Linked DNA regions of Homo sapiens: region 2 is linked to region 1. The links are chromatin contacts, found by Hi-C in ENCODE. All regions are on one chromosome and are shown on one strand. The core of a region is the stretch at or near the end of the contact, and the rest is flanking DNA. Distances in the headings are between cores, read along the strand shown.

Region 1 (7,149 bases), core at 1,945-4,444:
CCGCTTCCTCCGCTGGCGGCTACCCGGAGTACCCGCGCACCCTACAGTCCTCACTGCCGCGGATCCCCCACTTGAGGAGCCCGCCCTCCCCGCGACCTGGACCGCCCCAAGCTGTCGCAGACCCGTCTTAAACACAGGCAAGTTTAACCCGGGACACCGCAGGAGCCGCCACGTGCCTGCCCTCGCGGGTACCCTGCCCCGAGTCCACCCATCCTCCCCACAGCTGAAGACAGGCCTGGTTTCCTCCAACGAGCAGCACAATCCTTGCAAAGCACAGTTTCCAATGGTGTAGGTGCCTATTTGGGAAAAGAGGTTGGAAAAGAGCAGGCTGCAGCCGCTGGACCTGGCTACCGACTGGCCAGCAACTCCCAGACAGCAGCATTACTTTATGTATGTATGTATGCATTTCCAAGTCAAAGACCCAACACGACCCTGCTGATTCGCTTTTAAACCTCAGGGAAAGTGACTGGCTGGCATCTGGGTACACTAGAACCTCACCTCCTAAATTTGTTAGGTATCTTGCAATGCGGCCACTGAGATGGAGAGAGGCTGGGAGCTGGACGAACGGCCATCTCTCCTTCCATCTTGGCCTCGGCTCTAAGAACCTAAATCCCTGACTGGGATGCGTGCGGAGTTCAATCCAGTATCGCCTGGCGGTGCTCCCCGGAGGCGCCTGCGGGAAAATTCAGCTTTCCCTCTCCACGACAGGAGGCGCTGTTTTCGTGGAAATCCCCCGGCTGCGAACCTGGGATCCCTGACCTGGATCAAGTCTCCGAAGCTGGCAGAGTCCATTCTGCATCACCGGTCTTGGGCTTTGAAGAAGCCTAGGAGAAATTCCGCTTCGGCCATCACGCTATGAAAAGTGGATTTTTTTTTCTTAAGTCAATTTTTTTTTTTTGAAAATATGAGACTTAGTAGGTTTGGGAAGTGGGCTAAAAGAACATTTGATATTGTAATTGACCCCCCCTTTAAGGTGACAGTGTTTTTCCCCTACTTAAAGCGCCAACTTTTTTGTGCACTATAAAAGCTATTACTATCCATAAATTGTTACTCTCGGTAGAAAATAACCTAGTCTTGCTCGGTGTTATTGAAGAGCCAAGAGGGTATTGGAGAATCACCTCCAGAAGGAACAAGGAAGCTCATTAGCACTGAAAGTCCCCCGGATCAGGCCCAGGAAGCTAAGCATCCGTATACTTTACAAATGGAACTAAAGTCAGCTACTAATGGGAACTTTGCACAAAAGAATTAGTTTCTGACACACAATTCGCAGATACATTTACACAAACTGATGGGACAACTTGCAGTCACAGGAGCAGGCTGCATTAGGGAGGGTTCCTGCCCTACTGAGTTCCAGGTGGATTTAATTTCACTCATTCCTTTCCTTATGATGTGACGTTTCTACCCCCCCACCCTTTTTGTAAAAAAAAAAAAAAAAAATGTAATCCAATGCTTTTATCTTTTTTTATTTCCTTAACTGCACATCTTCACCCTCTCTGCTCCCCTGCTGACTTAAGAGATTTGTTTGGTTCAGGGATTTAAAGTGATTCTCTTGCCAGATTTCAAGTAAAAGAGATTTAAAAGAACAAAGCACAGGGAAAAAGGTATCTGTTTGGAAGACAAGTTAAAACACATTTCTTAAAATGAGATTAATAACATTTTAAAAACTTTGCAAAACAAGAAGATTTTGCGGATTCTTAATTACTTTAGATTTTATTTTATTGTTACTTAAGGAAACCTAGTGGTTCTACAGGCAGTACAACAAACACATGGTCACAGACACTCAGAAACACACACAGTCACACATGCTCAGAAATATACAAACGGTCACACACTCAAAACACACGCACCATCTCCCAATCTATCACCAACTAATTGCCTATCACCCGGTCACTTCAGTTGTTCTCTCTCCCAGGACAAGTGGGCAACCACCACCCAGGGCCTCATGAGAGTAAAGAGACTTTGCGTTGGGAAGACTCTCCCACCGACGTCCAGGACCGATTAGGAACCAAGCGAGCCCCTGAGATCTCAGCCCGGACCCTCCGGGTCACAGACAGGACCAAGCGCCGCTGCGGGCAGTCTCGGGCTTCTGCCTGGCATCTCTTTCGCAGTGCAGATGCGTTCCCGCGCCCAGGCCCTTGCTCTCCCAGCTAACGCGCGTGTTATGGGAGATGTCCCCTCCCCCTGACCTTTTCCTATCAGAAACCAGACGGTCGTCTCCAGCTCACTCCCTGAAGCGGCTGAAGGGGGGCGGGAGGAGGAGCCCGGCAGGGGGAGGACGGCCCGACTTGGGTCCGCCTGCCCTATCACACAGACATCTGCTCTCAGTTTCTTCCTCTTTGTGGTCGCTACAGATGACAAGGGGAGAGGAGCGGACCGAGGCGGAACAAAAAAAAAAAGTTATGTCATAAAGATATAAACCGGTGCTGTGACTCACCTGCTCTTAGCCGCAGGTACGAGTTTCGTGGCAGCGCCTCCGCTCTGCTAGCCCGGGGCCCGGGTCGGCCTAACGTCACTTGGCTCGGCTGACTCAGATGACCCGGTTTCTAGTGACGAAGCAAAAGTGGGGCTTTTTCCCTTTTCTAGTCTGAAGCTCTCAGGAGGAAAGAAAAAAAAAAGTCTGTATTCTCCAGTCTCCCGGGGTTGAACTTTGGGTCAGGAATCAGGAGGGAGGAAGCAAAGAGCAGGAGGGGCGCGAGACTGGGCCGCAGCCCGCGCTCGGAAGGTGGCGTGTACCTCTGGGGAGGGACCCCGGGGTCAGTTATCCCACAAGGTCTCTAAGCCCAGTCTCCGACGCCACCGCCCCCGGCCTTCTCCGGCTGCGAGGTTCCGATCCAGAGCCCTAGCCCGCCCGCCCGCCTGGCCCCGCCTATTTTTTCTTTTTCCAAAGGGGGTTACACCCCCTCCCTCCCCATTTCCCTCTTTCCCTAGCCTCCGGGCCTAAACCAATTACACTGCTTTGCAAACAAAGTGAGGGCCCCGCTTGGGGGAGGGGTCGCGGGGGAGGGGTCGCGCGCAGCGGTGAAGCGGCGGGGCGGGAGGCGCGGCGGCCGGACTGGCGGGCGGCCGCCTTGCAGGTGCACCTCGGGCTTTGTAGGTGCGAGCGTCTTTGTGCGGCGGACAAATGGGGAGAGGACGAGGAGGTGGGCACTCAAGCGACGTAAGATCCACATCAGCTCAACTGCACTTGCCTCGCAGAGGCAGCCCGCTCACTTCCCGCGGAGGCGCTCCCCGGCGCCGCGCTCCGCGGCAGCCGCCTGCCCCCGGCGCTGCCCCCGCCCGCCGCGCCGCCGCCGCCGCCGCGCACGCCGCGCCCCGCAGCTCTGGGCTTCCTCTTCGCCCGGGTGGCGTTGGGCCCGCGCGGGCGCTCGGGTGACTGCAGCTGCTCAGCTCCCCTCCCCCGCCCCGCGCCGCGCGGCCGCCCGTCGCTTCGCACAGGGCTGGATGGTTGTATTGGGCAGGGTGGCTCCAGGATGTTAGGAACTGTGAAGATGGAAGGGCATGAAACCAGCGACTGGAACAGCTACTACGCAGACACGCAGGAGGTGAGAGGCAAGGCGAGGCGGGCGGCCGGTGGGGCGCCGCTGGAGCCCGTGCCGGGGGAGGCCGGGGAGCGGTGGGCGCCAGGCAAGGCAGGCAGGCGGGCCGGGGGCGCCTTCTCGGTGCCACCGCTGCCCGCCCGCCGGTGTGGCCCCGGCCGGGCCTTGGCCGGGCCTGGAAGCGGGACCTGCTGCCCTGCTCTGTCCCGACTCTCGCAGCCGGAGAGGGAGTTTTAGGAAACTCCGGGCTTTGAAAACAGCGGCTCTAGGAAGCGCTTGCCTCTTCCCAGCAGCGAGCGGGAGCAGGAGCCGGGCCCGGGGTGCAGCGGGCGGGCGAGCGCCGGTGCGAGTTGGAAGCAACTCTGAGAAAGCCGGAGCATACCCACAAGGCGACCTCTTCGTCCCACCGTTTAATTCGCAGACGTCTTCTGATTAAAGCGCTCTGCCGCCAAGTTGGGTGTCTCAATAATGAAACGATTTCTAAATTTTGTAAAACTTGTTCTTCAAAAGCCCTATTTGGGGAGAAGTGTGCTCCTTCTCTAAAACCGCTGGGTGGCGCTAGTGCGACCAAAATCTTCTTCACAACTCTGGGCCGAGAACCTGTTTCTCTTCATTGTCCCCTTGGTGGCACGTTCATGGGGGTTATTTTTACAATGTGCACAAAAGGATTACAGGGAAAACCAGTTACAGGGAGGACTACCACCTATTAAAAGTATTTTTCTGGAAACAGCTGGCGATTACCCTCCAAAAGTTTAATTACCATTATTGAAAACGCGTATTGGAACTGCCTTGGATAATCTTGGGAAGAGGGAAAGAAAATAAAGCCCCAAGGTAAAAAATACTTTTAAGACGTGGACAGAAAAATATAGGATCACGTAATATTTTGATGGTAACTGACTTATTTAGATTTATGTATTCACAAGTTTACCTCTGAGTTTATTTGCATACCATAGTTTACTGGGTGTTCCTATTTAAATCTATTTGTTCTCATATTTTCAAATTGAGTCATACTTGCTGATTAAAATAAACTTAAGGACATCATTATTCCTTATTAAATTACCAGAGGAGTGCTTTTTAATATGCCTAGGTTTTGTATGTTTAAAATACTGTACCTAATGCATTCCCACATCGCTATTGATAAGGATTTTCGCTTGTTGATGATTTTAAAAGGAGCTCAGAGGTCTTCCAGAGATTTAATTCTGACGCAGTCATCTCGACCCCACCATTCAATTAAGACCCCTAGCGAAAGTACTTTCTTACATGTTAAAGCTGAGAATTAGGAAATACAATAGCATTAAGAGAAAATAAGTAGAATTTGATTTTCGAATTTTAAATTATTCAAGACTACTCACGGAATCTCAAAGCCAGGCGTTGAAATCATCGGCAGCAACATCAGCATGTGAAAAAAAAAAAAGATTTATTTTGACAAACTGTGTCACCAAATTTTTCAAACAGGGGACTGTAAAGTGGTGACAAAATTAATGCGAGTTTCTAAATAGCTTGCAAAGGTGTACATGTAAAGTCATGTTAAAATAAAATGCATATAGCACTTTGAGATTATTATAGCACCCCCTCCCAGCCCTTTCTGTTATGGATCTACTTTTAGTTTTATTTTTCCAAAACTTATTTAACTCTGAGTTTGCTTCCCTTTTAACATTACAGTTGCTACAAGCAGGTAGAAAACACTACTTCTAAATACAATAAACAACAAAAAGTCACCATAGGCAAAAACCCCTAGGACAATAAAGCCACTTGTTGGGAAACAGATGATTCAGGGGGTCCCATGTCCATAGGTGATTTGCTCTATCAACGATTTCCCCCCAAAGGGCGCTTTGCCGAGGCTGGTTGGGGTGGAGACTTGGGATACCGCCTGGCGTGGATGGAGGAGGCGATGAGGGGGCCCTGGAAGCCAGCCCCTGAGCCTGGCGTGTAAGGCGATTACACATCTTCCTGGGGTCATATTTTCTGTGAGCGTTTATCTTTCATGCCTGCCGCGCTAGGATTTTCCCCCTGCCGTGCAAGACATCTTTGCTCGGTCTGGGGAGGGCGCTTAGCCATTTGCCCCGGGTGGGGGCGTCCCGTGTTCTGCAAAGTGCTCTGCACTTGCCCCCGGGTTAGGTCCCGGACGGCCGCCCTCCAGTGCCCACCACTAACCCCGCCCTCCGGGGCTTCTTCACTCGCTGTCTCCACTCCAGGCCTACTCCTCCGTCCCGGTCAGCAACATGAACTCAGGCCTGGGCTCCATGAACTCCATGAACACCTACATGACCATGAACACCATGACTACGAGCGGCAACATGACCCCGGCGTCCTTCAACATGTCCTATGCCAACCCGGGCCTAGGGGCCGGCCTGAGTCCCGGCGCAGTAGCCGGCATGCCGGGGGGCTCGGCGGGCGCCATGAACAGCATGACTGCGGCCGGCGTGACGGCCATGGGTACGGCGCTGAGCCCGAGCGGCATGGGCGCCATGGGTGCGCAGCAGGCGGCCTCCATGAATGGCCTGGGCCCCTACGCGGCCGCCATGAACCCGTGCATGAGCCCCATGGCGTACGCGCCGTCCAACCTGGGCCGCAGCCGCGCGGGCGGCGGCGGCGACGCCAAGACGTTCAAGCGCAGCTACCCGCACGCCAAGCCGCCCTACTCGTACATCTCGCTCATCACCATGGCCATCCAGCAGGCGCCCAGCAAGATGCTCACGCTGAGCGAGATCTACCAGTGGATCATGGACCTCTTCCCCTATTACCGGCAGAACCAGCAGCGCTGGCAGAACTCCATCCGCCACTCGCTGTCCTTCAATGACTGCTTCGTCAAGGTGGCACGCTCCCCGGACAAGCCGGGCAAGGGCTCCTACTGGACGCTGCACCCGGACTCCGGCAACATGTTCGAGAACGGCTGCTACTTGCGCCGCCAGAAGCGCTTCAAGTGCGAGAAGCAGCCGGGGGCCGGCGGCGGGGGCGGGAGCGGAAGCGGGGGCAGCGGCGCCAAGGGCGGCCCTGAGAGCCGCAAGGACCCCTCTGGCGCCTCTAACCCCAGCGCCGACTCGCCCCTCCATCGGGGTGTGCACGGGAAGACCGGCCAGCTAGAGGGCGCGCCGGCCCCCGGGCCCGCCGCCAGCCCCCAGACTCTGGACCACAGTGGGGCGACGGCGACAGGGGGCGCCTCGGAGTTGAAGACTCCAGCCTCCTCAACTGCGCCCCCCATAAGCTCCGGGCCCGGGGCGCTGGCCTCTGTGCCCGCCTCTCACCCGGCACACGGCTTGGCACCCCACGAGTCCCAGCTGCACCTGAAAGGGGACCCCCACTACTCCTTCAACCACCCGTTCTCCATCAACAACCTCATGTCCTCCTCGGAGCAGCAGCATAAGCTGGACTTCAAGGCATACGAACAGGCACTGCAATACTCGCCTTACGGCTCTACGTTGCCCGCCAGCCTGCCTCTAGGCAGCGCCTCGGTGACCACCAGGAGCCCCATCGAGCCCTCAGCCCTGGAGCCGGCGTACTACCAAGGTGTGTATTCCAGACCCGTCCTAAACACTTCCTAGCTCCCGGGACTGGGGGGTTTGTCTGGCATAGCCATGCTGGTAGCAAGAGAGAAAAAATCAACAGCAAACAA
Region 2 (7,149 bases), core at 2,931-5,430, 420 kb after region 1:
TTTGTTTTTTTGTTTTGAGACAGAGTTTCGCTCTTGTTGTCAAGGCTGGATTGCAATGGCACAATTTGGGCTCACTGCAACCTCCGCCTCCCAGGTTCAAGTGATTCTCCTGCCTCAGCCTCCTGAGTAGCTGGGATTACACGCACACGCCACCACACCTGGCTAATTTTGTATTTTTAGTAGGGACGGGGTTTCTCCATGTTGGTCAGGCTGGTCTGGAACTCCTGACCTCAGGTGATCTGCCTGTCTCGGCCTCCCAAAGTGCTGGGATTACAGTCGTGAGCCACTGTGCCCAGCCCTTTAATTTTGACACAATCAGAAAAGAAAGTTTTTAAACAAAGGGTGGTCAGGTGTTTTTTTTTTTTTTTTCCCAAATGTTGGAAAGTTAAATAAAATGATATCAGAGAAGTGACCTCTGGAACACTTGGCGATGTCTGGAGACATTTTTGGTGATCATAATCGGGAGGGAGTTGTTACTGGCATCTATTGGACTGAGGTCAGGGACGCTGCTAAATATCCAACAATGCACAGAACAGCCTCCTTCAACAAAAAATTACCTGTCAACAGTTCTTTGGTCTGACTTAGAAAATTCATGCTAGCCGGGGCTCACACCCATAATCCCAACATTTTAGAAGGCCAAGGTGGGAGGATGGCTTGAGTTCAGGATTCATGATTAGCCTAGGCAACTTGGCGAAATGCCCTCACTATTAGACATTTTTTGTTTTAAATAACAACAGGCTGGGCCTGCGATCCCAGCATTTTGGGAGGCTGAGGCTGGTGGATAACTTGAGGCCAGGAGTTTGAGACCAGCTTGACCAACATGGTGAAACTCCTTCTCTACTAAAAACACAAAAATTAGCCAGGTGTGGTGTGTGCACCTGTAATCCCATATACTCAGGGGGTTGAGGAGAATCGCTTGAACCCGGGAGGCGGAGGTTAAAGTGAGCTGAGATAGTGCCATTGCACTCTAGCCTGGGCAACAGGACAAGACTCCATTTCACAAAACGGCAGCAACAACAACGACAATAAAAAACCCCCATAAATAGTAGCTTAATAATATAGCCTAATCATAGAAGGTCTAATAATAAACATAGCCTGGCCAGGCCTGGTGTGGCTTACACCTGTAATCCCAGCACTTTGGGAGGCATAGATGGGAAAATTGCTTGAGTCCAGCAGTTCCAGACCAGCCTGGGCAACATAGAAAGACCTTGTCTCTAAAAAAGATTGTTTTAAAAATTAAAACAAAACAAAAAACCATAGCCTAACAAATAGAGGGCTCCTAAATTATACTTACGTTCAAATTAATACCTTAGCCGAATACTCAGTGTTATTTTGGGGGAGTTACTTAATCTCAGTGCCAGAGTTTCCTCCTTTGTAAAACAGGAATGAGATAATGGATTACAAAATGCTTAATTAGCCCAGTTTCTGGGAGAAGGTAAAGTCAATGAATGTTGTTACTACAATTGACTAGATAGGTTGAATATGGCCTGAAGGTTGCAGATTGCTCTTTACTTTCCTAGAACCTCCCCTATTCTCCCCAAACAATCCAATTATCTTTTAATATGTTATTTCTAATCTGATATGAAACAAGAAATCAGATATCCACCCTTTTAAAAACTGGTTCTAAAATTAGTTCTAAATGGATTTCTGCATGTTGATGGCTTAGAGGCTTTCTTAACTCCTAGATTCCCAGTTATGTTCCTGAAGGGTTTTTTTAGCCACTTGACAAACGATAGGGAAGTCAATAATCATGTAATTATCAACCAAGATCAGCTAAATAAATCAATAATTTAAAGAATATAATCTTCATACTTTAGCAGTTTTGCCCCATTAGGATATCACATCACTATTCCAAATAATAATAGAACAACAATGTAATAGAGGCTAGGGAATCTGAAATAGGTCAAGTAAATATTACCATTGCTTCCCAGTACTAAATCTTCCAGCATTCCAATATTGGCCATGAGCAAATTTAGCTGCAGATAAGAATTACATTCCATTATCAGAGCGTTTAGCACAGTGAGTACTTATTGGCTCTGTATTGACTCTTGTTAACTCCCAAGCTCTAGAATGTTCTCATGCCTAGGCCCCATATCCTCTAGTATTCTAGAGGTATAGGACTGGATTATATGTGATATCAAGTCTTGCTTTTTTCACTCAAAGATATCTCTTCTAGTCTGGAGAGGTTAAAAAGAGGAAGTAACTTTTTAACAAGGATAACTGGGAGTTTTCCAACTGAATCCACAGAGCTTTTTAGAGGCTGGGTCTTAGACACAAACTTGCTCCCACCTACCATGGATAAGATCTTCAGAGGGGAAGACACTCATGGAAATAATTATGTCAAAAGATTGTCTTTAAATCTTGACCTAAAAGTATTATTGCATTTCCTGGATAACGTAGGGAAGGCAAAAATTTACTTACAAGGTGGTAGGATCTCCTCCATTAGATTGTAAGTGCCACAGGGAAGGGATTTGTAGTGATATTGTCAGTACCTAGGCAAGTGCTAACACTTAGTGAGCTCTCAGTGTAGAATCTGTTTCAGTGTGTGCACTAGGGTTTAATAGTTGTGACCAAATTTTTAAAAACTAAAAAAAAATGGAATTAATTTGTGGGGGTATTTGTGTCACAGAATGTAGTTTTTTTAGCCTGTGGTTAATATTTAAATCTACAATCCAATGCTATCAAAAGAAGGAGTCCTGTGATGGAATCCCAGCTATACTATTACGCCTAGTGTGATCTTGGAAAACTCAGCTTCTGCTTTGAAAAATGAGGAAAACATTTTCTATGAGCTCTGAAATTCTGTTTCTATACCTAGTATATAACAGGTTCTCAATATTTGTTGAATAAGTGATTCTATATTGCACTCAAGATTCCCTATTTAATTAGTAAAAAGTCTGAAAGATATTGCTCAAAAGCCTTTATCAAGTTAGCAAAATTTCTGAAAACTATTTCTTGGTAAACATTTTCAAACTTAGCAGTTTTAATCAAATATTTAATGAAATGAAAAACTTTATTTTTGTATATCTGATCACATAAGCAGCAAGTCTCCCCAATTCCTCAAGCACTTTAAATAATTTTGCCATATATCACTGATCAACTTTTAATGACTCAGCCTAAGAAATAAAAAATCAAGTATGAAACCAAATTATTGTACTTTGTACATTTGATTAGAAACCACATAAATTGAACCATACTAAATTGCTGATATTCAACGGTTTTTGACCTCCAAAAATGGCAATTTTTACATGGCTCACACTAAATATATTTAGCAATAAATAATGTGTTTTAAGAAATATTACAATAGGGCTTCTAAAGCCTCCCAATTCTCTCTTTTACTCTTATCATCTCCTGTCTGTTAGGGGTGTGGCAGGTATTTTTGGAAAATTTCACAATCTTATATCTCTCCTACATAACACAGGCAACTTGTAGTTTTAAAAGAGTATAAATTAGTAGTTTTGTTTTGGTAACTATCCTAAGGGGCTAGTAAGAATAATCAAACATTTTATTGAGAGAATATACTGTTAAGTTCCTTAATGTTCCTCAATTGTTTAAGTCAGTGGTTCACAACCTTTAAAGTTCATGACAATCAACAGAGAACTCGTTTCTGGGCCCTATCCCCAGAGATTCTGATTCCGTTTAGGTCGGGGTGGGACCCACGAATTTGACTTCCTAACACATTCACAAATTATGCTGATGCTGTGGGTACTAAAACCACTTTTAAGAACCACTGACCTGGGTATAGAAGAAACTATTTGTAACCAGGCTTTTTCTTCTTTTGGTCCTTAGGTAAATAAAACTCAAGTTGATGAGGTATGATTTTACCTTAAATCAAAACCATTTTTGGTAAAGTACTACCTTAGCTCTATTGTAAGGTAAGTGTAAATTAGATTTGCTTTGACTTAGTTGCTACAGACCACAATTATAGGACAACTAACTGAGGAATTTATTCACTTGTCCCTTCTTTTGAACCTCACTGTGCTCTGGCTTGCCAGGAGGTGCAAGTGTCGTCCCCGCTTTGTACTTGGCGCTCCAGGCCTGGGTCACTTCACTTGAGTTATCAGAGGCAACCGTCTAGTTTGACAAACTACCGGAGGCTCCTGATAGAGAAGGGCGTGGGCGCCAATCTAGGAGACAAAGCCTGAGCCGCTGCGGTGAGCCAACCCAAACCCATCCGCGGGTCTTCTTTCCAGAGACATTTTCGGAGCCGAGGGCGCCTCTGCGAGAGCGCTGCGAACAGGTTCCGACGCGCCGGAGATCGCGCGACGAATCTGCGCCTCGAACCCTCGCTTTCCAGCAGTCGCCGGATTGCTGCTCCACAGGGAGCCAACGCGCTTGAGGACCAGCCCAGCCGGGGCTCTCTGGATCAGTAGGCTGTGCAGGCTGCGAGCTCGTTGACGCATCTCAGCCCACTCCCTTGTCCTCCCGCCTGGCGAAGATGTCCGCCAAGCCTGAAGTCAGCTTAGTGCGCGAGGCTTCTCGGCAGATCGTGGCCGGTGGTTCTGCAGGTAAGGACAGCCCGCCCTGCCCCGCCGGAGGCTAGTCGCTTTCCCCACCGCGTGTCCTGAAACCGTTGCCCAGACAGGTCTCCTTACTGAAGTTCTGCCCTCTTCCTCAAAATTCAGCGCTCCCGGAGCAGTGCTTGAGCCCCTAGAGGCGCGAGAGCAGAGGAGGCCGGGAGTTGATTGCGAGTAGTGGGTGCCCCAAGTAAAGTTGCCTCGGCGTCCGCGCCGGCCGCTCTCGGGTTCCCGGCATTGTCCGTTCCTAGCCTGTAAAGCAAGTGGCAGAGCCCCAAGGGCAGCGACTTTGAGGCGGTCTTTTTGCCTTGCTACCTATTTTACTTGAAAATGATCCAGTTCGGTCTGACTTAGTTTTATCAATTGTAGAGTCTTTCTTCAAGCTCGCTCAGGTCTTACATAAATCCTGCATTCCTCATCAAAGTACTTACAGGACTCCACAGGACTTCTTATTGCATACTGTGCTTGCTTGGGGATATTCGTGCCTTAAATAAGGATATTAAAATTAAATGCATATGTAACACACATAAACACCTTTGATATAATGGGCTCACGTTAATTTATAGAGTTATGCTGTGGGGAAAAAATAAACCTTTAGAAAAAAATGTTGTAATTAATCTTAGAAATACTTTTAAATGTAGCTGGAGAAAGTTACTAACCACGACATGTGTTATGTGCAAGTATTTTAAAGCTATTTTAAAATATAAATTATGATTTGGTTTAAAATTTTATCTTACAGTCATGCATTTTTATTATAAATATATAATTAAAATAATTGCCATAATTGGCTCATAACCAGAAAACATTTTATAAATCTAGCCATTCTTTCAATAAATTATAGTAACTCTAATAAATCCTGTTAAGGCAATGACTAGAAAATGTTTAATGTTTAACTTCGACTAGTAAAAGTTTCTGTATTTTCAAACAAATTTGGACTTTTTGTAAGGGATTACTGCAAATTATGACTGGTTATCATTATGTCATGATCTACTTGCATCTCAGGAGTAACGTAAGCAGCCACGTGTCACTTACAATCTGTACACTTTCTTAAAGATGGTATTTCATCAATATCACATTAGAGCCATTCATTGCTTACAGGAAATTGTAAAATCTTTCCCCTCCCCTCCCCACCCCTCCCCTCCCCTCCCCTCCCCTCCCCCCTTTTTCTTTTCGATGGAGTCTCTCTCTGTTGCCCAGACTGGAAGGCACCGGAGCTGGATTGCCATGGCGCGATCTCGGCTCGCTGCTCCAACTCCCGGGTTCAAGCAATCCTCCCATCTCAGCCTCCTGAGTAGCTGGAATTACCGATGCGCATCACCATGCCGGCTATTTTTTTTTTTAATTTTTTTTGTAGAGACGGGCTTTCGCCATGTTGCCCAGGCTGGTCTCAACCTCCCGGGCTCAAGTGATCCTCTCACTGCAGCTTCCAGAGTAGCTGGGACTACAGGAGCCCACCACCATGCCCGGCTAGTTTTTTGGGGAGGTGGGGGAAGGGGATTTTTTTTTTTGTAGAGTCAGGGTTTCACCATGTTGTCCAGGCTGGTCTCCAACGCCTGGGTTCAAGCAATCTGACCCCCTTGACCTCCCAAAGTGGTGGGACTACAGGCGTGAGCCACCACCCGTTATTATAATTGCAGTGGCCCCACTGCTTGCTCTTTCAGTTTTCCAATTGTGATGATGAATTTGCACCAATTTATTTACCATTTTTGGTCAAATTCCGCAATGCCTAAGGTTCTGTCTTCTGTACCTGACTCGTTGATTTGTAGTCTATGACCCTGATGAAAGAAAACTCAGCTAGTCCAAAGAGAAAGTGAGGCCAATTGATTAACATCCTAAGCTAAGACTGATGACTCATAAGCACCTGTATGCTAATTTATATGATCATACTATGTATTAGGCACAGCTAAACTCAAAGAATGTTAAAAGTAGATCATACTCGGCCAGGCACGGTGTCTTACGCCTGTAATCCCAGGACTTTGTGAGGCGGAGGCAGGCGGATCACCAGGTCAAGAGATCGAGACCATCCTCCCCAACATGGTGAAACCCCGTTTCTACTAAAAATACAAAAATCAGCTGGGCTTGGTGGTGTCCGGCTACAGTCCCAGCTACTTGGGAGGCTGAGGCAGGAGAATCGCTTGAACCCAGGAGGCGGAGGTTGCAGTGAGCCGAGATCGTGCCACTGCACTCCAACCTGGCGACAGAGCGAGACTCGGTCTCAAAAAAAAAAAGTAGATCAAACTCTGATCCTACTTATGCTGTTTTGTTGAGTGATAAGTATTTGGCATAAATATGTGTGATTCCATCATATATTCTTATAAATGTAACTAATATAAATGCAAATTAGGATATTTATAAGATAAAAAATAGCATAGTTGATTTATATAGTTAATACTATGGAGTTATTAATAAATGATTAGAGTAACTTATACTTTCATAATAGTAAAAAAGAATTATATTTTCTTTTACTTGGCCAAAAACATTTTCATAAAACTTTATCTTTATTGCACTGTAGTACATGTGGGCTAATCATATTATATATACTTGGTCAAGGGCCAGATAGAAATCAATACACAAGAGAGGAAGAATTTTAATAAAAACAAAATAGATTTGAATCTCTGGCACTGGAGTTCTAATC

The links. A loop is a pair of places that touch in the nucleus more often than their neighbours do. Pooled maps may share reads with other maps.
Region 2: a loop to region 1 is called in a pooled map, with 2.6 times the contacts of the local background. The contact joins the promoter of SLC25A21 here to the promoter of FOXA1 in region 1. A Hi-C loop is called at or near these places in 1 of 168 maps with a recorded cell type or tissue (PC-3) and 1 of 50 pooled maps.

What each region holds. Positions count from the first base shown.
Region 1 is chr14:37,591,294-37,598,442 of GRCh38, reverse strand. It overlaps FOXA1 (forkhead box A1), which reads left to right and starts at 3,194. Exons shown (of 2, transcript NM_004496.5): 1 at 3,194-3,542; 2 at 5,732-7,149. The coding sequence starts at 3,471. The coding sequence ends at 7,078. TTC6 (tetratricopeptide repeat domain 6) reads right to left here and starts at 2,814. Exons shown (of 33, transcript NM_001310135.5): 1 at 2,435-2,814. RefSeq lists enhancers at 1,686-2,885, 2,399-3,258, 6,691-7,149.
Region 2 is chr14:37,169,637-37,176,785 of GRCh38, reverse strand. SLC25A21 (solute carrier family 25 member 21) reads left to right here and starts at 4,180. Exons shown (of 10, transcript NM_030631.4): 1 at 4,180-4,505. The coding sequence starts at 4,436. It overlaps SLC25A21-AS1 (SLC25A21 antisense RNA 1), which reads right to left and starts at 4,760. Exons shown (of 1, transcript NR_033240.1): 1 at 2,992-4,760. RefSeq lists enhancers at 3,907-4,485, 4,486-5,065.